Linked DNA regions of Homo sapiens: all the other regions are linked to region 1. A link is a loop called in an ENCODE intact Hi-C map of the cell type or tissue named here. Cell type or tissue: K562. All regions are shown on one strand. Links, peaks and the distances in the headings refer to the core of each region. The heading gives the core; the rest is flanking DNA. Region 1 holds the start of LOC105376437 (a long non-coding RNA gene). Region 2 has its middle 61 kb from the start of VIM-AS1. Region 3 overlaps ST8SIA6 (ST8 alpha-N-acetyl-neuraminide alpha-2,8-sialyltransferase 6). Region 4 overlaps HACD1 (3-hydroxyacyl-CoA dehydratase 1).

Evidence for each region. A loop is a pair of places that touch in the nucleus more often than their neighbours do. Peaks named below come from ENCODE experiments on the same cell type or tissue, not always from the same donor. Only the 100,000 strongest peaks of a DNase experiment are listed, where the experiment ranks them.
Region 2: it touches region 1 in a loop (9-fold over the local background); 3 of 110 quality-filtered maps call a loop at or near these places.
Region 3: a loop joins it to region 1, with 9 times the contacts of the local background. A loop is called at or near these places in 3 of 110 quality-filtered maps.
Region 4: a loop joins it to region 1, with 2.7 times the contacts of the local background. A loop is called at or near these places in 3 of 110 quality-filtered maps.

What each region holds. Positions count from the first base shown.
Region 1 is chr10:17,471,897-17,478,037 of GRCh38, forward strand. It overlaps LOC105376437 (a long non-coding RNA gene), which reads right to left and starts at 1,091. Exons shown (of 3, transcript XR_930714.1): 1 at 1,017-1,091; 2 at 504-639. RefSeq lists a silencer at 2,694-2,988. In K562, for the core only: a CTCF peak has its summit at 2,899 (motif pointing left); DNase peaks (open chromatin) are centred at 1,215, 1,815, 2,865 and 3,129; H3K4me3 peaks cover 1,705 bases.
Region 2 is chr10:17,287,567-17,293,707 of GRCh38, forward strand. No RefSeq gene overlaps it. Among named protein-coding and RNA genes, the nearest start is that of VIM-AS1, 61 kb to the left of the region's middle. In K562, for the core only: a CTCF peak has its summit at 2,841; a DNase peak (open chromatin) is centred at 2,845.
Region 3 is chr10:17,406,099-17,412,239 of GRCh38, forward strand. The region is part of intron 2 of ST8SIA6 (ST8 alpha-N-acetyl-neuraminide alpha-2,8-sialyltransferase 6); the gene reads right to left. ST8SIA6-AS1 (ST8SIA6 antisense RNA 1) reads left to right here. Exons shown (of 3, transcript NR_034129.1): 3 at 1,870-2,188. Among named protein-coding and RNA genes, the nearest start is that of ST8SIA6-AS1, 22 kb to the left of the region's middle. In K562, for the core only: a CTCF peak has its summit at 3,251; a DNase peak (open chromatin) is centred at 3,265.
Region 4 is chr10:17,595,908-17,602,048 of GRCh38, forward strand. HACD1 (3-hydroxyacyl-CoA dehydratase 1) reads right to left here. Exons shown (of 7, transcript NM_014241.4): 5 at 3,383-3,504. Among named protein-coding and RNA genes, the nearest start is that of HACD1, 18 kb to the right of the region's middle. In K562, for the core only: a CTCF peak has its summit at 3,371; a DNase peak (open chromatin) is centred at 3,404.

The DNA of each region.
Region 1 (6,141 bases), core at 1,009-5,008:
GGCGTGGGTATGTTATATGGCTCTGGATTTAGCGGGTGGAAGAAAGTCAAAAACCTTTGAAAAATGTAGGCTAAAATGCTTTTCTCTGTGGTCCAGTTGTGAGTTCTGTCCCTCTGCTGTGATTCTCAGGGAACACTTCGCATGCACGGATTGGCTTCCTTGTTCCTTAACTGGATGACTCCTAAATTTGACCTCCAGCTTTGTCCTCTCTAATGAACAGAAAACACTCCTGTTTCTGGAAGCTTCCTGGATATCTCGCCACTGTGATTTCCCACCAGCACCTCACTTAAGTTCTTATCTGCTCCTCCTGCCCAAACTAAACCTTCCTCTTGGCCTATTTCCTATGATGATGCTATTGAGCCACTGTCAAGCCTCGCAGGTTAGATTTCCTAGATTTATCTTTATCTTTAATTTCTCCCCCTCTTTTCACCTCTTCAATATATTTTCTCTGTCACCACCTTCCCCTCTTCTAGCATCGAAACTGGTCCCTTGACTTCACTTACTTCCTAACCTGATCGATCCTATATGGCACTTCCAAAATATTTTTCTTCAGAGTTGTCACACGTAGGTCTCATGCCATGCTGCTGTTCCAAGAACAAATTTGCAGTTTCTCTCCATTGCAAGGCAGTTGAGATGAAACTGAGTAGGAGATGGGTAGGACTTATTTCCCAGTCTCAAGAGGATGAAGTGAAGAAACTAGGCTGGGATCACACCTGTAACCTCAGCACTTTGGGAGGCTGAAGCAGGAGGATGGCTTGAACCCAGGAGTTCAAGACCAGCCTGGGCAACATAGCAAGACCCTGTCTCTACAAAAATTAGCTGGGCATGTTGATTTGTGCCTGTGGTCTCAACTACTCAGGAAACTGAGGTGGGAGGATTGCTAGAGCCTGGGAGATCAAGGCTGCAGTGAGCTATGATCATGCCACCGTAGTCCAGCCTGGGCAACAGAGTGGGACCCTGTCTCAAAAAAAGAAAAGGCAAAAAAAAAAAAAAAAAAAGAAAGGAAAGAAACCAACCAGCAGGAACCAGCAGAAGATGAGGAAAGTGATCACCAGCTATCTTCATTGCTTATTAGCACAAGACACTCCCCCCAGCGCCATGACAGTTTACAAATGCCATGGCAACAACCCAGGAAATTACTTCTCCTTTCCATGGTAACAACCTGGAAGTTACTGCCTCATTTCCTAAAAGTTCAAAGTAACTCCCCCTCAATTTGCATGTAACTGAAAGTGGGCTCACGTGAGTATGAATACAGTGGCCAACAGCCCAGGCTGTTGCTGATTGTGGTGCCCTGCTTGTGAGTTAGCTCTACTCCATAGGGAGCAGTAGCATCCAATTAAAAGATTGCTGTCTTAACTCTACTGGCTCATCCTTGATTTCTTTCCTGGGTGAAGCCAAGAAACTTCGTGGGCTTAGCGCCACTTTGACGGCTCACCTGTCCTGCATTAACTCCACAGTCAATATCCAAACTACAAACTATACCCTTGTTGTTATCAGCACCGGGACACCAAGGTTCAACATCTGTGTGAGCTCAGATATCAACTTTTTATGTGTCAGTTACTTCACTTGAAAAGTGTTCTGTTAGGGTTGTGTAAAGATTGAGTTAATATATGTATATTAGGCACTTAGAATAGTACCAAGCGCTTAGTAGGTATTATATTGGTGTTTCTTGTTATGACCAGTCTTAGAGCCTAACAAATAGAAACACCATTTCCCAAACATGTCTTCACGTTTATCATTTCTCAACTGATAGAGTTTGGCTCTGTGTCCACACCCAGATTTTATCTTGAATTGTAATCCTCCTGTGTAAAGGGAGGGACCTAGTGGAAGGTGATTGGATTACGAGGACAGTTTCCCTCATGCTGTTCTTGTGATAGTGATTGAATTCTCACGAGATCTGATGGTTTTATAAATGGTAGTTTTTCCTGAGCTCTCTTGTGGGTCCCCACGTAAGACGTGCCTGCTTCCTCTTCTGCCAAGATCGTAAGTTTCCTGAGACCTCCCCAGCCATGTGAAACTGTGAGTCAATTAAACTTCTTTCCTTTATAAATTACCCAGTCTTGGGCAGTTCTTTATAGCAATGTGAAAAAGGACTAATACGTGAACTTTTGCTCAAATTGTTCCCTCTGCCTTCAATGACCTTTTCGTCATATAAAGTCTACCCATTTTTCAAAGTCTACCGCAAATACCAATACTTCCCTTGAAATTTTCACTTAAAAGTCTTGTCTTTTTTTGAATTCAGGATAATACATCTGCCCCAACTACCTTTATTCGTAAGAAATAAAATAATATACACTTCGGTATTTTAAAGTCTCTATGTAAGATGATATTCTATAGAGCTGTTATATTACTAAGTTGGTCTTTTTGTTACAGCCATACTCCAAAAATTTTCATTATGTTATTTTATTTCATTTGTCAGTGAATTTGAAATCATTTTCAAGAGCAAAATTAGAAACAAAATCCCAGCTTTAGGAAGAAATAAATCAGAGCTTTCCAAAACTAATATTTTAGGATTTACGAAGGTTTTTAAGAGAGAAGAGTTTAAATATTTTTAAAGTATAGACTTATAAAGCATTTCTGGGGAATCTGAAGAAACAAATATAGCATTACACCAGTATTATGCTATTTAATTTTATTTCAATCAGGTGATTTTAAAGTTTGAATGGCTATTTTTTTTTCTTTCAACTGTATTTTCTCTGCTATATTTCATGCATTGTAAGACTTTAAAGGTTGGCCCCTTGTGGAGACAAATTACACCTGGGGAAATTAGCCCAGGTGTTGGCAATTAATTGTGGAGCCAGAAACTCCCCAGTGATGTGAGACGGAGCCTTCCCACCGTGTTCTCTGGACTCCTTTTTCTAAGATGCTGGCTCTTCAATTTTAATGAGGGAAAAGTGCCCCCCTGTGGTTTGTACTTGGACTTGGTTTGTTTTTTTTTTTTTTTTCAATGTAAATATTATGTTCTTTCCCAAGGAAAAGCCGGCAAAGCTAGGAAGAAGGCTGTACTCATCTGGATTCTAATTTTCTCCTCTTTGGGATCCTTATCAGTAGCAAATCACCTTTTAAGTCATCCCTTCACCCGTCCACCAGCCTCAAATCCATGCCCTCACACTATCCCACGTCCATTCTCACCTAGGTGCCTTCAGAGCCAGGATCCCTCCAAGAGCTCACCCATCCTAATGTTTTCAGGAGGGAAACAAACAGAAAATGCTTTCAGTAATGGTCTGTGCTGGACTCCTCCCTCCTTTCTCTAGTTATTCTTTTCCCACTCCCACTCCTCCAACCTCCCTGCCACACCAAAATTTCTAATTCCTCTGATGCATATCCTCTCATCTGTGTTTATTCTTTCAAGAAGTTTATTTTAGGTTTGTGTGCATTTATTTTTTTCTTTTTTTGAGATGGAATTTTGCTCTGTTGCCCAGGCTGGAGTGTGGTGGTGCCCAGGTTGGAGTGTGGTGGCACAATCTCAGCTCACTGCAACCTCTGCCTCCCAGGTTTAAGCAATTCTCCTGCCTCAGCCTCCCGACTAGCTGGGATTACAGGCGTGTGCCACCACACCCGGCTAGGTTTTGTGTTGTTAGTAGAGATGGGGTTTCACTATGTTGGCCAGGCTGGTCTCGAACTCTCAACCTCAGGTAATCCTCCCACCTCGGCCTCCCAAAGTGCTGGGATTATAGGCATGAGCCACCGCGCCTGGTCTTGTGTGCATTTCTTACTGTATTACGTAAATGGTCTTGAGCTACAGGTAGCATTCTTTCTTCCAACTGTTACTCAGCACTCTGTCTTTGAGAATGAGCCATGTTGCTGTGTGGACATTCAGTGCATTGCTTCTAAGGGCTGCCCTGTGTTCCACAGCAGACATACAGAACATTACACTAATCCTCTATCCCAGAGATAGGTACCCTGATGGCCTCTAACTCCCACAAACAATGCTATGATGAATATCCGTAAGCCTGTTCCAACGTGGGCCTGTGTGTGAATTCCTTCCAGAAATACCAAGAAAGAGAATTCCTGTATCCTAGAAATATGCATACTCAGTTTAAAGATTTCCTGCCCGGATGTTCAAGACTGCAATACCAATTTATACTTCCATCAGCCTATTCATGAGGGTGCCTGTAATTCCACATCCCTATCCTTTGCCAGGCTATTGTGTGGAAATGATACTTCATTGTATGTTGACTTACAATTCTGAGGAATAATATATTGGAGCAACTCTTCTGTTTGTTAACTTTTATTTGAATTTTCCCTTCTGTAAATCACCTATCTGTATTCTTAGATTTTTTGTTTTGTTTTGTTTTGTTTTGTCAGAGTCCCTACCTTCTTCTGGTTGATGTGCAGAAATCCCCAGTTCCTTGTGTTTTCTAGGTTTCGGTTCCTTGTCAGCTTTAGGCCTTGCCAATGATTTCTCAATATCTGTCACTTCTAACCTTGTCTGTGGCATCTTTCATTGCATGGAAATCCTTAGTTGTTTCTTTATGATACATCTTTTGCAAAAATAGAAGAAGCCTTTTCCTATCCCTCATGTAAGGGGATATTCTCATGCTATATTTTCTATTAAATCTGATATGTATATTTTTCATATCCAAGTCTTTATCTGGAGTCCAACTTTGCAGGTGGTACATAGGAATCAGTTTCAACTTTCTTTATATGGGAGTCAGTGTTTCCAACATCATCTGCTAACATGTATGCTTTCATATTAATCTGTAGAGCCATCTTCATCATATATTAAGTTGCTGAATTGTCTGTTCTGTTCCATTGTTTTACTGTCTGCCTGTCTACCAATATCACACTGTTTCTAGCACTGTGAGGCTTTGTAGTATGTCTTAGTATCTGATAGAACAGGAGCAGCCACATTTCTCATTTTTGTAAAGATCAAATTGACCATTCGTGGACCTTTAGTCTTTCACATGAATTCTGTAGTAAATTTAACCACGAATTTCATTGAAATTTCCTTGACTATATAGATTAATTTGAGAAGAATTGACAACTTTATGGTATTAACATCCATCCAGAGACATTGAAAGCGTATTTAGTTGGATTAATTGTTATGTCCTTTGTTCAGTTGAAAATTTTTTTCTCAAAAAAGGTTTATTCCTTGTTAATTCCTAAATACCTTTAGTTTTTATTGAAATTGTAAATCATGCCTTATTTTTCTTATATTTTCTAGACAGTTAATACAAGCATTAAAAATTACTGATTTTTATGTTGATCATGTATGCAGCAACCTTGATCAACTCCCTTCATTGTTCTAGTAGCTCATCTATTGATTCCATTCCTAGGTAAATTATGTTATCTATCTCTTTCTTGACCAAGCTTTATACACCATTTGTTTTTCTTTTTTTTATGGCATTCACTGGGATTATGTTAAGCAGTAGCGGTGTTAGAGACATACATTCTTGTCTTTTCCTCTACTATAAAGTGAACTTTTTTGTTTTGGGGTATATAGTGGTAGGAAAAATATCTCCTTTTTTCACTTTTTCACTTTGTTACAGAAACTCTGAATTTTAACTAGAGTTATATCCATCCAGAATTAAGACTGCCTTTACCATCCTCTCTTGCAGCTAGATATGACCTCGTAATTAAGTTCTGGTCAATGGGATATGAGTAGAAGTTGATGTGATCATCTTTTGCTTGTAACTTTAAAAAGGGCCACCCTATCAGGAATCCCGTAGATTGCTTCTGGAGGTAGAGAGTATGCATGTAAGAAGAGAGGTTAAATGAAGCTTCCTTTCCCATCACCCATATCAGAAATGGGTATGTCTTCCAGTTCCTTGTTTCTGGTGGCTGAAATGCAGATATAATGGTGGTATCCAGAGTAACAATAGTGGATCATACAGATGAGGCCAGCACCTCAGGATGACACAACAACATAATAGTAGGAGAATAGGCCCCCATACCATGAAATTGCCGCATTAATCCTGAACTGCTGTTGAACAAACAACACACACTTGGAGAAAGTACTTAAATTTTTATGTATACCCTCATGTTTAAATGCCATATGGCTAGATATAAAAATCTTGGCTCAAAGTTCATTTCTCTTTGTTTTAAAATGCTAAGCCATTGTTTTCTTGTAACCAGCATTGCTATTGAAAAGTTTGATTTTTGTTTCTCTGTAGATGGTCTGCTGTTTATCTCCAGAAA
Region 2 (6,141 bases), core at 939-4,938, 180 kb before region 1:
TTACACATATTGACTGACGTCTCATGTCTCCATAAAATGTATAAAACCGGCCGGGTGCGGTGGTTTCACGCCTGTAATCCCAACACTTTGGGAGACTGAGGAGGGCGGATCACGAGGTCAGGAGATCGAGACCATCCTGGCTAACACGGTGAACCTGTGTCTCTACCAAAAATACAAAAAATTAGCCGGGCGTGGTGGCGGGTGTCTGTAGTCCCAGATACTTGAGAGGCTGAGGCAGGACAATGGCATGAACCCTGGAGTCATAGGTTACAGTGAGCCAAGATTGTGCCACTGCACTCCAGCCTGGGCGACAGAGCGAGACTGTGTCTCAAAAAAAAAAGTATAAAACCAAGCTGTTCACTGACCACCTTGGGCACATGTTTTCAGGACCTCTTGAGGCTGTGTCACGGGCATGTCCTTAACCTTGGCAGAATAAACTTTTTAAATTGATTGAGATATGTCTCAGATACTTTTGGGTTCACATAACACAAAACGAATGGTCAGAAATGGACTTCCACAGTAATAATTATTTCTTGAATACATCATGGTGTGAAATTGAGGGTTTCCTCGGCTTCCGCAATTAATTGCCCTTAGCATCTTTTGAATACAACAGTCTCCTATCCTGACAGCCTTCTCTTGTTTACTCAGGAGTTCAAGTGTTCACTCGCTTCCTAAATGCTTTTCCTTCCTTGACAGCGACATGAAGCTAAGTGAGACCAATCATTTGCAGGGGCAGGTACTCACTCCGTAACGCATTTCTCATCCACTCTGTGCAACACTCCACCTGCTACTATGCATGTATGACATTAATTGTATACATTTATCATGCACCTTTTATAGGTAAATTTGTACACATTTACCATGCACCTTTTATAGGTAAATTTGTGTACATTTACCATGCACCTTTTATAGGTAAATTTGTATACATTTACCCTGCACCTTTTAAGGATTCAAGCTGTATGTACAGGTGACACAGACTACAAAAGTCATTTGATAAACAGTTCTAGTTTGAATAAACCAAATTCAAGTTAGTATAATACTAATATGCAAAAAAGAGGCTGCTGCTAGGCATACCAGGTCAAGTCTAAATAATCTCTCTTCTCAACAATCTCTTTTTGTAATATTGGGTCAGTATTGTTTGGGTGGAGAGTTACTATTTTTTCTTTTTAAATCAAAATGTAAACGTTGCTCTTTTGAACTACTGGTTAAGAGCTGCCACCCTGAAGACCTCATGGAAAAAAGATAAATGGGAAGAAGTCATAATTCTTTTTTATAACCTGGTATCACTATTACTCATGCTGATCAAATGGCTTCTGGTGGCACTACCATTGCTATTTTGCCAGTAATTCAGAATCAGTTGAAAACACAGAAGGTAGCTTACATTCATTCAAACATACATATGTGCATGGAAAGAAAGAAATATTTCCTTTGGATTACTGTATTTCAGAATGCCAAGAACACCATGGGATTAATGTCTAGCCTGAGAATGGAGAGAAGAACTAACTTTTTATCGAGTGTTATTTTATGTTAAAAGAAGCACTACTTTTTCGTTTTCCCCAGTCACTTGCACCACATTTATGAAATTATGAACCAATAAATATTTTTGAGTTCCCACTAAATCATTTATAGCACGGAAGACCCACTTCATAAAAGAGATCCAGGCTAGAATTTTTTAAATTGTCTACAATAAAGATCACATGAGCTGAAATTTATGAATACTGGAGGCTTTACAAGTTGAATCCTGAGCAAGCTGGAAGATCTCCACTATTCCCTGCCACCTAATTTTTTGAGGATGAAAAATTGTCCCCACACCCAGGAGGTGAGAATTTTATTTCCCTGTAAAACAAAAAGAAGAGGAACATTGACCTGTGAGCAACCCAAAGCACCCTCAGAAAGCTTTGAAAATCAAAAGCTGAAAATAACTATCAGCCCAAGTCACCATTTAGCAATCTGGAGAGCTTGTTTTTTTTTTTTTTTTCTTTTTTGAGACGCAGTCTTGCTCTGTTGCCCAGGCTGGAGTGCAGTGGCGCAATCTCGGCTCACTGCAGGCTCCGTCTCCCGGGTTCACGCCATTCTCATGCCTCAGCCTCCTGAGTAGCTGGGACTACAGGCGCCCGCCACCATTCCTGGCTAATTTTTTGTATTTTTAGTAGAGACGGGGTTTCACCGTGTTAGCCAGGATGGTATCGATCTCCTGACCTCGTTTCGTGATCTGCGCGACTCAGCCTCCCAAAGTGCTGAGATTATAGGCGTGAACCACCGCGCCCAGCCGGTTTAACTTTTAATGTGTCCTGTGGTTGCGATCTAATATTTTGACTCTCTGTAGTTGATAGCTTGTGAATAGCATTCTGTGTATAATGAGAAAGAATCAACCATTAGAGCAGGTGCATTTCTACAGGGCTGTCAGCATTATGCATTCCACTGTCCCATGCGTGCCAACCGTTCTCACCTCTGTTAAATTGTAGAAAATAGAAGCTTCTATTAAATTGCCATTTCAGCACCTGCAATTCTGCTAATCCTTCATTTCAGGAGAAGAGCAAATCTGATTTAGCCACAGTGCAGGTTATTAGATAGTGGTGATTATGAAACTTCGGTTCCCTGATAGCTACTCTATGCTAAAATAAATAATCCTTTAAGAAAATATGACGATGCCCCTTTTCCTTCCTCTCTCAAATATTAGTTTTGTACCTAGTGAATGAAGTCAAATGACATATTTCAGAAAATCTCTTGAAGGCAAGATTGAGCTGAAGACGTGGGTCACCTGAACACTGTGGTTTCACCTCTGGTTCTCGGGTCTGATTGAAACGAGTTTTGGAGATTACAGTTCAGTCCCTAGAGGGCCCTACAGGATAGTCAATCCACATCAAAAAGCCATTGCGTGTATGAATTCATGCTGATTTTATGTGACAGCCTTTTTCCATTTAGACAGGTTCAAGCACTACAGAGCGGAATCACTCCTCTTCCGGTAAGATTAAAAGCTTACCCATTTTTGCACAGAATCTTTCACCAGGAATTGCTCTTACTACTTTTTGTTTTCTCAGAATCATAAAATCTTTATTTTCTGATAGCAGAAAACATTTTGCCATCCATTCACCTTCACTTCTTGCAGAACAGAAGTGTCATAACTAAGACACCAGCTGGTTCAAGGGGCGTTCCATTATTTTAGTTATGAAGAAGAATTACAAGGCTCTAACTACAACTAATAGCAGGCCTTAAGATTTTAAAAATGTCAGCCGGGTGTGGTGGCTCATACCTGTAATCCCAGCACTTTGTGAGGCTGAGTCAGGCAGATCACTTGAGGCCAGGAGTTTGAGACCAGCCTGGCCAACATGGTGAAACCCTGTCTCTACTGCAAATACAAAAATTAGCTGGGGGTGGTGGTAAGTGCCTGTAATCCCAGCTACGCGGGAGGCTGAGGCAGGAGAGGCGGAGGTTGCAGTGAGCCAAGATAGCACCACTGCACTCCAGCCTAGGCAACAGAGTGAGACCCTATCTCAAAGAAAAAAAAAAAGTCACCTCCGGAGGAACCATATTATCTACTCAATGGGTCTCTCATTTCTGCCTATCAATGAGTTAAACATTTTTTCCCAGAAGATTCAACTTCTGGGAAATCCACTGGATTTAGTGGGAAAATAAATTAATAGTAAGGCTTTTAAAATCTTACTTATTTCTCCAGTGTGTATTCATGTTGGATAAATCCTTAAGGAGAAGACAGGTTAACTGAAAATTTATTAACATTTCTAAAGGAGTTGAGGATTATGATGATCATGGATTATTCATTTACTTAGGAGTTGTATGTATCTGAATTCAGATAATAAAATGAGAAGATGGTGATTCAAAGAACTGCGGTGAATGCTTTACAGGAAGCTGAGAGCAAAGCTTAACGATATGGGCTTAGGAGTCACACAGACCCGAGTTGAATTCTTGCTGGCTTCTCCTCTTTTTAGCAGCTTTGGATAAATTATTCGCCTTCTCAATGTCTCTGCTTTCTTATTTTTAAGATAGTGGTTGTAGAATATCTCCTTACGGTGTCTGCTTAGACCTCATAGTATCCTTCTTCTAAGTAAGTCCCCTCCTCCTATGTTCCTGCTCAGACTGGAGTGTTGGCAACCACGTGAGTTTTTTTCCCCCAGCTTTAATGAGACAAATAAAACTTTGTTGATTGACAAATAAAAATTGTGACCAGGTGCAGTGGCTCATGCCTATAATCCTAGCACTATGAGAGGCCAAGGTGGGCAGATTGCTTGAGCCCAGAAGTTCAAGACCAGCCTAGGCAGTATAGTGAAATGCTGTCTCTATTGAAAAAAAAAATACAAAAAATTAGCCAGGTGTGGTGGCATCAACTGTAGTCCCAACTACTTGTGAGGCTGAGGTAGGAGGATCACTTGAGCCTGGAGAAGTGGAGGCTGCAGTGAGCCATGATAGCACCACTGTACTCCAGCCTGGGCAACAGAGCAAGACCCTTTCTTCAAAAAAATTGCAAATACTTAAAGAGTACAATATGATGTTTTGCATAAGTTTATTTTGTGAATTGATTGCCACAATCAAGCCAGTTAATATATGTTAATATATTAAAATATGCTGTGTGTTTCTATGAGGGCTGAATTAACGTATCCATTGCCTCACAGTTATTATTTCTGTGTGCGTGTATGTGTGTGTATGTGTTGAGAACACTTAAGATCTCCTCTCAGCAAATTTCAAGTGTACAATATGTAATTATTAAGTGTAGTCACCATGCTGTACATCACGTCTCCAGAACTTATTTATCTCATCTATAACTGAAAGTTTGTACCATTTGATTGACATGTCCCCGTTCCCCCACCTCTCCTTCTACTCCCAGCCCCTGGCAACCATCACTCTACCCTCTGCTTCTGTGAGTTTGACTCTTTTAGTTTCCACGATAAATGAGATTCATGCAATGTTTGTCTTTCTGTGTCTGTCTTGTTTCACTTAACATAATGTCCTCCAAGTTTATTCAAGTTGTTGCAAATGGCAGGATTTCCTTCTTTTTTAAGCCTGCATAATATTCCATTGTGTGTGTATGTATATTTCACATTGTATCCATTCATCCATTCACCACTTCGGTTGTTTCCATATGTTGGCTATTGTGACTCATTTAGCAGCCATGTTTGTTACTGCATGACTATTATCTGGAGTGGATGTGATGTGTGACCCAGACCGAACCATTAGCTTTCCTCTCCAGGGAAGTTGTAGTTGACATGAAATAGCTGTCACTGAATCTCTGTTTGTGACTGGCACCAGAGAATGGTGGGGTAGCAGGTGTGAGAAAAAGCCAAGAAAGTCAGACAGCAGAGAACTAGAAGCCATATGTGGAAATCAAGGTCAATGTGGTTCCAGACATAGGGAGCATGACTGAAGAGGGGACTGTCTTGGTATCCCATGGCCTTTCGTTTCTTGGCTTAAGTCACACAAGAGGCCAAACTGCTCTTGACTGAGGCAGTATATTTTAGTCAATTTCCTATTTTTTTAAGATATTTTAAAGTGAATTTCCTATTAGTAGAAAATAAAATACTCACACCCACTACAAGGCTAATAGTACCTAAATATGAGGGCAACTGTGAAAGTTAGAGGATATGTGTAAAATGCCAGCAAGTACATTCAATAAATAGTAGCTACTTTTTTATTTATTTAGAGACAGGGTCTTGCTCTGTCACCCAGGCTGGAGTGCAGGGGCGGTGAGATCACGCTCGCTGCAGCCTCGACTTTCTGGGCTCGAGCGATCCTCCCACCTCAGCCTTCTAAGTAGCTGGGACTACAGGCACATACCACCACGTCTGGTTAATTTTTGTATTTTTGGTAGAGACGGGGTCTTGCTATGTTGCCCAGGCTGGTCTTAAGTTCCTGAGCTCAAGCAATCTGCTGGCCTCGGCCTCCCAGAGTGTTGGGTTTACAGGGGGGAGCCACCGCACCAGGCTGGTAGCTATGGTTATGTCATTTTTCCTATAAGTAAACTGTGAATATACTTGCAGTAAAGATCATTATTGGAGAGATTTTAAAGTAAGTGCAGATAACAGGGAAACCGTAAATTGGTAGAAAATCTCATTGTTATAATTTATGCTAACGTGCTTTCCTAGAAACCCAAATATAAAGTTTCTGTCATCTGTGTTTCCCAGTGGCACT
Region 3 (6,141 bases), core at 984-4,983, 66 kb before region 1:
TCAAAATATGCCTCTTTGACATAAATGTTTTTTGAGCTAAAGGCAATTAAGAAGCAGACAGAAAAGCTCTCTGCCTTCCTTCTGTTTGCCTAAAAGCAGGGCAGAGAATTGCAAAGACAAAAGGTCTTCTACCCTCCCCCTATTTTGCACCTAAAGCCAGGATGTAAATTCTCCTTTACAACCTTTTATCAGCTCAGCAACAAAGCCAGGAGATTCTGCCAGTGGACTTCACTCCCTTCATTTCCCATAAATTTGCCTTCCCACATTTTCCCACTTCTAGGATCCTGGGACAGCTTCCCCTTTGTCTTGTCACTTCTCTGAGCTGTATTGTTCTTTGTCGAATATACGACATAAGCCAGACTCTTAAAGCCACTGCTTTGAGTTACTTTTCTCCCACGGGATGTGCACTGCATGCATTAATATACTTGCTTGTTTTTCTCTTGTTAATCTGTCTTTTCTTGTGAGTCTGTCCCAACTACAAACGTATGAGGGTTGAGGAAGAGTTACTTTTTTCTCCCATTCATAGTCTATACAGCGGCGGTTGTTACTGTCTTGGCAGGCCTCTTAAGGCAGCACTTCTTCAACTGCAGTGTGCCCATGAATCACCTGAGAAATGTGTTAAAATGCAGATTCTGGTTGAGTAGATCCAGGGTAGGCCCTAATATTCTACATTTCTGAAACCGAGGGCTAATCTTTTTTTTTTTTTTTTTTTTGAGATGGAATTTTGTTCTTGTTGCCCAGGCTGGAGTGCAACGGTGCAATCTCAGCTCACCAAAACCTCCGCCTCCCGTGTTCAAGTGATTCTCCCCCATCAGCCTCCCAAGTAGCTGGGATTACAGGCATGTGCCACCACACCTGGCTAATTTTTATTTTTAGTAGATATGGTGTTTCTCCATGTTGGCCAGGCTGCCTTGAACTCCTGACCTCAGGTGATCTGCCTGCCTTGGCCTCTCAAAGTGTTGGCATTACAGGTGTGAACCACCACGTCCGGCTACTGAGGGCTAATCTTTTAAGTTGCTTGCACCTTGTTGATTTTTGCTGCTTGTTGATTTTTTAAACCCACATAGCTTAAAGTCAGGCTGCTAAATGCTATAACTTAGCCTTCACTAGCTTCCCTATAAATAACACTCTGACATATATGTCACCATAGTAACAATTGCTTAAGTTGTCTTTCAGGAACTTGGGGCGGCCCCTGTCCAGTTCAAACCAGCTGAGACCACCAACCCTCTGAATGCACCTGCATGGATGTCGGAAAAGTGACACTTGCCATCAGAGGGCCAAAACTCCACCCTCAGATCATGTTAACACTGCTATTTTCTGACCATGTGTCCTAAGAAGAGCCGTGAGCCCAGACTGCACTTGCTCAGATCACCAGTTACCTCACTTCTCCCCACCCTCAATCACCTTTCCCCACCTTAGACCATCCTAATTCTTTACTCCATAAATATCCCTAAGCATTATCCTTGAGGAGGTAGATTTGAGAGCTGTTCTCCCATCTCCTGGCTGGGTTGCCCTGTGAGTAAATCTTTTCTCTTTTGCAAAACCCATTGTCACCATGACTGGCTTACTGTGTGCAGGCAGAATGAACCTGGTTTGGTGTCATATCTACGAGCTCCCAGACAATGCCAGTCCCACTGGACTAAGGGTCTCACTTTGAGTAACAAGTTCTTAAAAGTCTCCTGGATCAAGTTCTTCTGCCCTGACCGTCTTTTTCATAATAGTCTAGAGCAAGACTTCACACACAAGAAATGTTGGACTGTCTCATAGGCAGAAGGGTTTGTGGGAAAAGCAGTGAGTCCATTTGAAAGCTACAAAAGTAAAGTGAGCTCTCATCATGTCACCAATAAGTGTTCTGTTTTTAATTTTCAGATAAAAATCATAATAAAGGAAATAATGGAAGAGGAGACTTATGTTACTGGGGACATCTAACATAATTATTTTCCTGATTCAGTGGCATGGTTCAGTCTTCCAGGAGTTCTGCTACAGAGAAGAGAGTAACCCCCATCCATCATGGCCAAAGCACCCAGTCAGGCTCCGCTCTGGATCCAGCCCGACAAATGCAACCCTTGAATAGGGTTTGTGCAAGCAAACTGGATGACGACCGAAGAAACCCTGTCGCTTCTGAGAAGACACCCAATCCAAGAATGTGAGTTCTGGAAATGTCATTAAATGTCAGTTATATACATGCTTACGTGTCCATATTAGCTATGCAATCACCATCAGCAAGTTCTTTTTCTCAACCAAAAAAAGAAGTAAATTTCTCTGCTAATTAAATATTTCCTCAGGCCAGGCACGGTGGCTCACACCTGTAATCTCAGCAGTTTGGGAGGCCGAGGAGGGTGGATCACTTGAGGTCAGGAGTTCAGGATCAGCCTGGCCAACATGTGAAACCCCGTCTCTACTAGAAAGGCAAAAATTAGCTGGGCATGGGGGCATCTGTAATCTCAGCTACTTGGGAGACTGAGAGAGGAGAATCGCTTGAACCCGGGAGGTGGAGGTTGCAGTGAGCCGCGATGGTGCCACTGCACTCCAGCCTGGGTGACAGAGCGAGATTGTCTCAAAAAAAAAAGATAAAATAAATAAATGAATAAATAAATACATCTTCACTAAAACTCAAATAAGTGAATTTTGAGAGAAGAATTTTATTTTTTATTTTTATTTATTTATTTTTTTTGAGACGGAGTTTCGCTCTTGTTACACAGGCTGGAGGGTGATGGCACAATGTTGGCTCACCACAACCTCTGCCTCTCGGGTTCAAGAGATTCTCCTGCCTCAGCCTCCCAAGTAGCTGGGATTACAGGCATGTGCCACCATGCCTGGCTAATTTTATTTTCTTTCTTTCTTTTTTTTTTTTTTGTATTTTTAGTAGAGATGGGGTTTCTCCATATTGGTCAGGCTGGTCTCAAACTCCCAACCTCAGGTGATCTGCCTGCCTTGGCCTCCCAAAGTGTTGGGATTACAGGCGTGAGCCACAGCATCCAGCTGAAATAAGAATTTTAATGGGAAAATACCTTATCTGTATTCAGTGTTGACTCCATGCTAATTTGAGTGTTTGAGATGGCTATTAGGTGCTGTAACATTAAATAATTTACAAATACTTAAATATTTGAACCATAACTACAGTTTTAAAATAAGTTTACTCATCTAAGAGTGAAGATTCTCTTACAATCTGCAAGTCTATAGCTCAACTTTTACATATTCATGTTTTATATTCATTTTCAGGAAAGCATCAGGTTCAATACCTAGGAACTCCTGTAGAGGGTGTTGTGGAATCTTCTTTAAAAGAACAAAACAAGGCAAAACAAAGTTTAATAGGGTAGAGCAGCCAGGTGTGGTGGGTCATGCCTGTAATCTCAGCAATTTGGGAGGCCAAGGCAGGATCTCAGCAATTTGGGAGGCGAAGGCAGGCAGATCACTTGAGCCTAGGAGTTCAAGACCAGCTTGGGCAACATAGCAAGACCCTGCCTATACCAAAAAAAAAAAGTGAACCTAGGAGTATGAGGCTGCAGTAAGCTGTGGTTGTACCAGTGCACTTTGGGAGGCCAAGGTAGGCGGGTCTTCTGAGATCGAGAGTTTGAGACCAGCCTGACCAACATGGAGAAACCCCGTCTCTACTAAAAGTACAAAATTAGCCGGCATGGTGGTGCATGCCTGTAATCCCAGCTACTCGGGAGGCTGAGGCGGGAGAATTGCTTGAACTCAGGAGGCAGAGGTTGTGGTGAGCCAAGATCGCGCCATTGCACTCCAGCCTGGACAACAAGAGCGAAACTCCATCACAAACAAACAAACAATAAACAAAAACCATAGAGTGATTTCTGGCCAACAGAGCAAGAAAGAAGTGAACCAATGAAAACCGGTCCAAGTCTGGGAGTCAATATGGAAAAGCTGCCTAATTAATGTGGAAGCCCCAGGGAAATGATATACCATGAAAACCTAACACTACAAAAACTAGTTGTCAGACACATGTGAGCAGTGAACAGAATCCTAATATGCTGGTTTAACATTCAAAACTGGAGAGTGTTTGTGTATCTTCTAAAGACTGTTTGGGGTTTATTTGTGGAGTTCAGCTGAGTGTCATCAGAACAAAGATTAGTGCAAAAAATCTTTCAGAAATCATGCCCAAACATTTGCATGCACCTTAAATAAGAAATGAAATAGCAAGAAGAGTATGTCACAATAAAGTATAAATAGCAAGTGATATGTCTCATCGTACTGAGACAGTTTTATAAATGAGGCAAAGGCCTTGTCAAAAAATAATGATGATTTTCAAAATTCTGAAACGCAAAGGAGGAAAACTACTTCATTCAGTTAACAGGAAGCACACAAGAATCTCCCCATCAACCAAGATTTTTTTTTTCTATAACCCACGCTTTGTAAGACAATAATAGCAAAAACTATAAACTAGAATTTGTTGAAAGAACAACTTCTAGAATTTGCCCTTTATGTGCTGTTTTACCATTGTCATGTCTGTCTCTGGTATGACTTCCTCATCTATTAGTAGCCTCCTAATAAATTTGAACAAATGAATGAATGAATAAGAGACAACTAAGCATGAGGTATTGCAAGATGGTAACTCATCCAGGGAAAATTAAAACCTGGAGTGGATCAGATGGAAAAACAAAATAAGACACTAGAAAAAAATCACCAGGAGGGTTTCAAACCAAAAGATCCCCTGGTTAACCTTCAGCTAATTATAAGATTTAATTAACTAGAAAAACTCAATCCTTGTTTATTCTATTTAATTGAGATTTTACCATATTTAAAATGATGTTACTCAAGTGTTCTCATTAATATTTAATGAAAGTGTGAGAGAATTGGCTAACCAAATTTACTGTGCTTAGGTAAACTGTAATTAGGAAGGGTTAGCAGAGCATCCCAAGGGACCTATCAATCACAAAATGAAGCGATACAATTACAGATGAATTTCAACAAGGAAACACACAAAACAGTGATCCTCAAAAAAGATGGAATAAAATTACTTGAATGTGGTAGTCGGTTCTGAGAAATGCAATCAATCACATGTCATTTCAGACAACTCAGAAGGAATAACCCTACCCAACAGACTTGAACTCTTTGTGTGTGTGTGTGTGTGTGTGTCTGTGTGTGTGATAGAATTTCACTCTTGTCGCCCAGGCTGGAGTGCAGTGCGATCTCGGCTCACTGCAACCTCTGCCTCCCAGGTTCAAGCAATTCTTCTGCCTCACCCTCCCTAGTAGCTGAGATTATAGGTGCCCACCACCACACCCGGCTAATTTTGTATTTTTAGTAGAGAAGGGGTTTCACCATGTTGGCCAGGCTGGTCTCGAACTCCTGACCTCAGGTGATCTTCCCACCTGGGCCTCCCAAAGTGCTGGGATTACAGGCATGAGCCACTGCACCTGGCCCAGACTTGAACTCTTGATTGCATGAAAGTGTATTAATCTTCTATCTGCTTATTCCCAATTTCCCAGCTGATAAAATGCCCCACTGTTATTTCACTTAAATTTGGAATAACCTGCATCTAGTTAAGTTGGAGCTACTTTGTCTTGTTGCAGATTTTCTTTTGCTTTGCTGTCTTCATTCTAACTTGGCAGAGCCCAGGTGCTTTGTCTCTATTTGCCTGCAAGACCTCTTTTCCAAGACATGTCAGGTTTCTCTCTAAAGTACCTTCCACCTGGAGGATATCTGTTCTTGTTCTTTAATTCCTGGCCCTATTTCCTATTCATCTGAAAAACTAGGCTTTGTGAGCAGGATCATGCATGGCAATGAGTTCTAATGAGTTTTTAATGTTTCACACTTCATGATGAACATATATTTGCATTTCAGAAAATGCTTTTAAGGAATGTTTTTTTTTTTCTGCCCTCACTCCTAACTCAGTTGCCTTTAAGCAAAACCAAAGAGAGCCATGGCCAGCCTGTTCAAATGGCTGCAATCATTTAAGCCCCTCTCGCTGCACCCTGGCCCCTCTTGCCTCCCTAGCCTGCCCATGCTTGCCCCTGTCTCAACTTCTACCCCCACTCCAGCTGAAGAGATTTGCCATTCTCAGCTTTCACCTTTGGGGATCCCTCTTGACCATGGTTAGCAATTGCTGTGACCATCCTCACATCACAGATTTTTGGGCTTCTGTTTCTTAGGACAATGCCTGCTCTCCCTGCTAGCCTA
Region 4 (6,141 bases), core at 1,000-4,999, 120 kb after region 1:
CCTAGGAGGTCAAGGGGGCAGTGAGCCAAGACCGCACCACTGTACTCCAGCCTGGGTGACACAGCGAGACCCTGTCTCAAAAAAAATAAATTTAATTTAAAAAAAGAAAAATGTTTTTAATTTAAAACAAAAGGTCAACATTTTGATGGAAAAAGAAATCAAATTAATCTGTATTTTATTTAATCATTTTGTTGGCATTAGGAAATATCTATAAAGAAAAGTCAAAGTTGTCAGTATTGAAGAAGCTTGGAGACAAATTAAAAATTGCATTATTCCTGTATGTCAAGGATATGCGAAGATAAGAGATGGGGAGAAGGGCAGAATTATTTGCCAAAATAGATGAGCTATTCAAGAAAGAAGAATGATTCCTTCACTGTACCTGTTAATCCCTTCTTGGCCTTGGAGAAACTCCCTGCTTTCTTACCAGTTTTGGGTAGTTATTTGTGTATCATTTAAATCAATCTTTCCCTATTCCTCAATTTATTAAATCCCATAACTGGACATTTTATATACCTGTCTCAGTAAAATACCCAAACTGATTAAGTTGCAATTTTTACTTTATGTGGTTTTCAAAAGATTTTTTTTTTTTTTGGCAGGATTGTTCTTCAATAGAAGAAAAAATTAACACTCCTACAATAAGCTAGTTGAAAGTCTTAAGGGCAATGAAAATTTCTAATGAAATGGGAACAAATTATATAATTTGACTTTACTTGCACTTCAAAAAGATTGCATGTTACTACTTCTCTAAGTTCTGAGGGCAGTATGGGAGATTTAACTATGGATAGACCACATTAAAAAAAAAGATACAATGCTTCTTTGAAGGTTCCCAATTACTATCTAAAATTTTTTTGAAGGGAGTGCATTTTAAATCAATATGAAAAACCTAACTTAATATATACAATTACCTATTCTGAGGACTTTTCCAAGAACACTTATGACACATAAATAGAATCAAAGTATATTCAAACTGTAACAATAGGCCAAACTACTTATAACTAAGAAGCCATTTCTAAAGTGTAGTTTTATTCGAGAATGACAGCTTCAACATCTGAACATAAATACAAATATTATTTTACCTTACTTAATGGAGTTGGGAAACATATTTAGATGGCTGGGATTTTTAAGATCTTTTTGACATGAAACATAATTATTTATGATTATGATCAACTGACAAAGTATTATGTAACATATGATTTCAAAGCTGAAAGACTGTATAACTTGTTTAACATTAAGGCAATGGATAAACACTTTCTTCTTTTGAGACAGAGTCACGCTGTGTCACCAAGCTGGAGTGCAGTGGTGTGATCTCAGATCACTGCAACCTCCACCTCCTAGTTCAAGCAATTCTCCTGCCTCGGCCTCCCAAGTAGCTGGGATTACAGGCACATGTGGCTAATTTTTTAATTTTTTAGTAGAGATGGGGTTTCACCATGTTGGCCAGGCTGATCTGGAACTCCTGACCTCAAGTGATCCGCCCACCTTGGCCTCCCAAAGTGTTGGGATTACAGGCATGAGCCACCACGCCCAGCCTGCAATGGATAAACACTTTCTAAACAGCAAATTTAAACATACGATGGCAGAGTTTTTATCTTTTCCAGACACTCAAGACATGCAAATGCATTCCAAAAGACAGACACACAAAGCCATCAAGTCTAATGTGCCAACCTCAGGAAAATATGCAATGTACATTCTGCTATCCTCTTCAGACAAATTTTGTAAATTCAGCACATGAAAAGAGACTATATGGTAAGTTAGTATTTTCAAAGGTGCCAGAGGTCCAGAACATTGTCATGCGAAATGATATTGATGTGTTCTAGGATTAGAGTCCAGCTACATTCAAAACTGCCAACCTTTAAAAAGCTCAGTCACTAAAGGTAAACACATTTTCATGTACAGTAAGATTAAAACCAACCAAATCCATATAAATGGTAGTACAACCTTCTTATGACAGACAAGACACTTAAGCTCAAATTATAATTTCAAAGTATCTCATCATATACAAAGTGGTAAGCCGCAAGTGTCTAAAAAAGAGCTAGAGAATATTAAAAAGTCACAAAGAGTATATAACATGGCCAGGCGCAGTGGCTCACACCTGTAATCCTAGCACTTAGGGAGGCCGAGGTGGGTGGATCACTTGAGCTCAGGTGTTCGAGACCAGCCTGGGCAACATGGTAAAACCCCATCTCTACAAAAAATACAAAAATTAGCCAGGTGTGGTGGCCTGCACCTGTACTCCCAGCTACTTGGGAGGCTGAGGCAGGAGAATCGCTTGAGCCCAGGTGGTGGATATTGAAGTGAGCCGAGATCGTGCCACTATCCTCCAGCCTGGGTGACAGAATGAGACCCTGTCTCAAAAAAAAAAAAAAAAAAAAGAGAAAAAAACCCATAAAACACAATTAACAGTGGTTATCCTTGGTTAGAGAGATTATAAGTAATTTAAAAGTGGTTTTCCTTCTTTTTGGTTTATATATTCTCATTTATTATATTTGAACATGTATAATACTTGGGATTAAAAAATAGTAATTGACCAGGCATGGTGGCTCACACCTATAATCCCAGCATTTATCACCACCTGACATATCACATATTATTAGTTTATGTTTTGTCTTCATCATAAGACAGAGAATTTGTTTTGTTCATACCTACATCTCAGGCATGCAGTAGGCACACACCATTTGTCATTGTTATTGCTACCATAAAGTACAATACAAAGAATAAAATGAACAAGTCTATACTGATTTGTGACTTGTTCTCCAAAGAGCAGTTTTGCTTTTATAATAACTTTCTAAAACGTCAATTGCTCAAAGAATTCAAACTTCAAGAAGAACAGATATCTTTTCCTTTAAAAACTGTTGCTTTAGGATATATTTGGAGCCCTTCAAATATAAATTTTATCCACATTCCAAATAATACAATTTTAAGTAAGTGTGACTTTTAAAAATGTCTCTGCAACTTAAAGCAAAGAAAAAAACCAATCGCATTGTGTAAATGGTATAAATTGTGGCTGCTAGATTGACTATTAAAATAATTTACATCACAGACAAAAAAAAAACATATTTTTGGTACTGCTTATGTAAGCTAATTCCAAAAATGTATATTGTGCTTTCCAAAAAAAAATGAATGACTAATTCTGAGGTTAAGGATACCACAATTTGTCTCACATTGATTTCACTCAAAATATTTATTAATACGATTCCTCTCTCATCATTAAGCTTTTAGAATACAAATCATAACTTGTATAATTATTAGTTATACCAGTTATACCTCCTATAACAGCATTCTGGCATCGTGGGGCTGAAACACGAATTTTAATTCTCTGGCGTTAGCACACAAAATAAGCATGCACAGGACAAGGAGAAACTAAACTGCAAGATATCGCCACCTGGCCCATTTAATGAAGTATGGCAAGTGGTCAAGAAGGCTGAATGTGTAGAAGGAATAGCGAGTGATCTCTGTCACAGTCCACGCGACCAGAAAAAGCACCACACTCTCTTCATTCTGGATCTGCAGAATTACAGAGAAACCCAGTGTCATTCAACCTAGAACTTACTTTTCAGTGAAGGTACTTACTTTACTTATTTATTGCCTTTTATTTATAATGGAATGTTAGGGTTAGGCAAATGCAATATAGAAAACTTAATGCAGTCACCATTAACATAATTAATTATAAACGTGGAACTTAAACGTATCTTATGCACAGGAATAGTTGAGCATAGACTCGTTTTTCTTCCCTCGTCCTTCACTTCAGGAAATAACGCTATCATCAGAGGACAATGTTACCTTGCTGAAACCAAAATCTGACCCTCCTACTTCTAGTAATCATTGAATCACACCTGTTCTACTGTAGGACCAACGCTTGAATTGCTCACTCATCTTTGGCCCTTTTACTACTATTTTAATTCAGGGGTTTATCATCTCTCATCTTGACTACTGTAACTGTTTCCTAAATAGTCTTTCCTCCCTTTATTGTCCTCATGAATGCAAGTTGTCTTTTAAAAAGAAGTCAAAGAAGCAAATACATAAAAAACAAATTGGAATCAGCTAAGTCCTGTGATTTAAAAGTTTCACTGGTCCCACACTTCTTAACAGAATAAAAGGATGAGCCCTAATACCTGGGCACCATATTCAAGGTTCTTTGCAATCCTTGCTCGGAAATCTCTCCAACTTCATCTACAATTATTCAACCCTTCTACCTACTTCTCTCTCTGGTGACACTAGATGTTGTTATTTCCAGAATATGCTCTGAACTTGTGCAATTTAACACATGCTATTCACTCTCACTGGAATGTTACTCTCTTATTCCATAAAAAATCTTTTCCTATCTTTCAAGATTCAGCTAAAACATCTCGCCCTCTAGAAAACTGACTCCAACCCTCTCCTCTCACCCTGAGCAGTTATTTGCTCACCACCTTTATTTATTTATTTATTTAGCTTATTTATTTATTTATGTGAGACGGAGTCTTGCTGTGTCACCCGGGCTGGAGTGCAGTGGCATGATCTCGGCTCACTGCAACCTCCACGTCCTAGGTTCAAATGAGTCTCATGCCTCAGCCTCCGGAGTAGCTGGGATTACATGCCCTGCTAATTTTTGTATTTTTAGTAGAGACGGGGTTTCACCGTGTTGGCCAGGCTGGTCTCGAATTCCTGATCTCATGTAATCTGCTTGCCTCAGCCTCCCAAAGTGCTAGGATTACAGGCATGAGCCACCATGCCCAGCCCAGCACCCTTCTTCTACTGTACTTTGTTCATATCTGTGTTGTGGCATTTGCCAATCTGTACTAAGAGTTGTCTGGCTAACTCTTGTACATGTCAGCATTCAACATCTGTATCCCTCCTTAAGGGAAGCCTTCTTGCACTCCCTACGTCAGACTAAGTCCTTAGGTATACTGCAACGCATACCGAGCTCTTGCTTCAAAGCACTTAACACGTATATGATTAAATATTTGTTTAGCTTCTCTCCCAAGTATAGGCTCCACCAGGCGAGAACCATGTTTGTTTTATCAACAGCCATATCCCAGCACACTGCCGGGCACAGATGAGGTGCATGATTAGCATTGTGCGTGATTTAACGTTAAGTGTACCCCACTTCCCAACAGCCAGTACACTGGACAGCTGGGATTGCCTTGTTCTTTTTTTTTTTTTTTGAGACAGAATCTCGCTCTGTCACCCAGGCTGGAGTGCAGTGATGCGATCTCAGCTCACTGCAACCTCTGCCTCTTGGGTTCAAGTGATTCTTCTGCCTCAGCCTCCCGAGTAGCTGGGACTACAGGTGCGCACCACCACACCTGGCTAATTTTTGAATTTTTAGTAGAGACAGGGTTTCACCATGTTGGCCAGGCTGGTCTCGAACTCCTGACCTCAAGTGATCCACCTGCCTCAGCCTCCCAAAGTGCTGGGATTATAGGCGTGAGCCACCCCACCCGCCCACCTTATTCATTTCTGTAAATCCAGAAATTTGCACAGCACCAGGTGTAGAGAACGCATTCAATAATATTGGTTGAATTAATTAACGAGTGCTGAATAGGTACCAGTGGGAAACTATCGTCAGCAAAAAATAAATAGGAATATTAAGGCAGAGATCCTCTGGAGGATAAACGGGGCAGACGGGTCCTGTTTTATTTTTGGAACTCGCGACTCTCAAGCTTCCCTTTACCTCCATCTCTCTAGTTAATGTCTAGTTAATGTTGTCTTTCTTCTTCATTCTTCAGACTCATGGTGGTCCTAACTCAGCTATTATATTCCCTCACTGCCTGGAAGAGTCTGTCTTCTAGTCTGTTAATGCTGTCCTCCTGCTTTTAAACTAGTAGGCAAAGTTAATTAATAGTTTGCCTCTCCCATTGCATGTGCTCACTGCTATCTGCACTATCTGCATGGCAGTCGCTGTTTAGGGTGCAGGTAAATCATGCAAGTTGAGTGAAAGATACTAGTCAAGAGGGATAAAGTATAAAGAGCAGGAGGTCAGTGAGCTGTCCCCATGCAGACAGGGGGCCAGTGAAGCTAAGAGGAACAGAGAAGAGGTCAGGTGTCAGTCCCCAAGCATCTAAGAAAGGCATGTGAGAAATGGAAAGGAGGCCAGAGATCTGTCCTCGAGTAGACAGGAGGCTCTAAAGGCTGTCAAGAAGGTCAGAAGGGTTGACATAG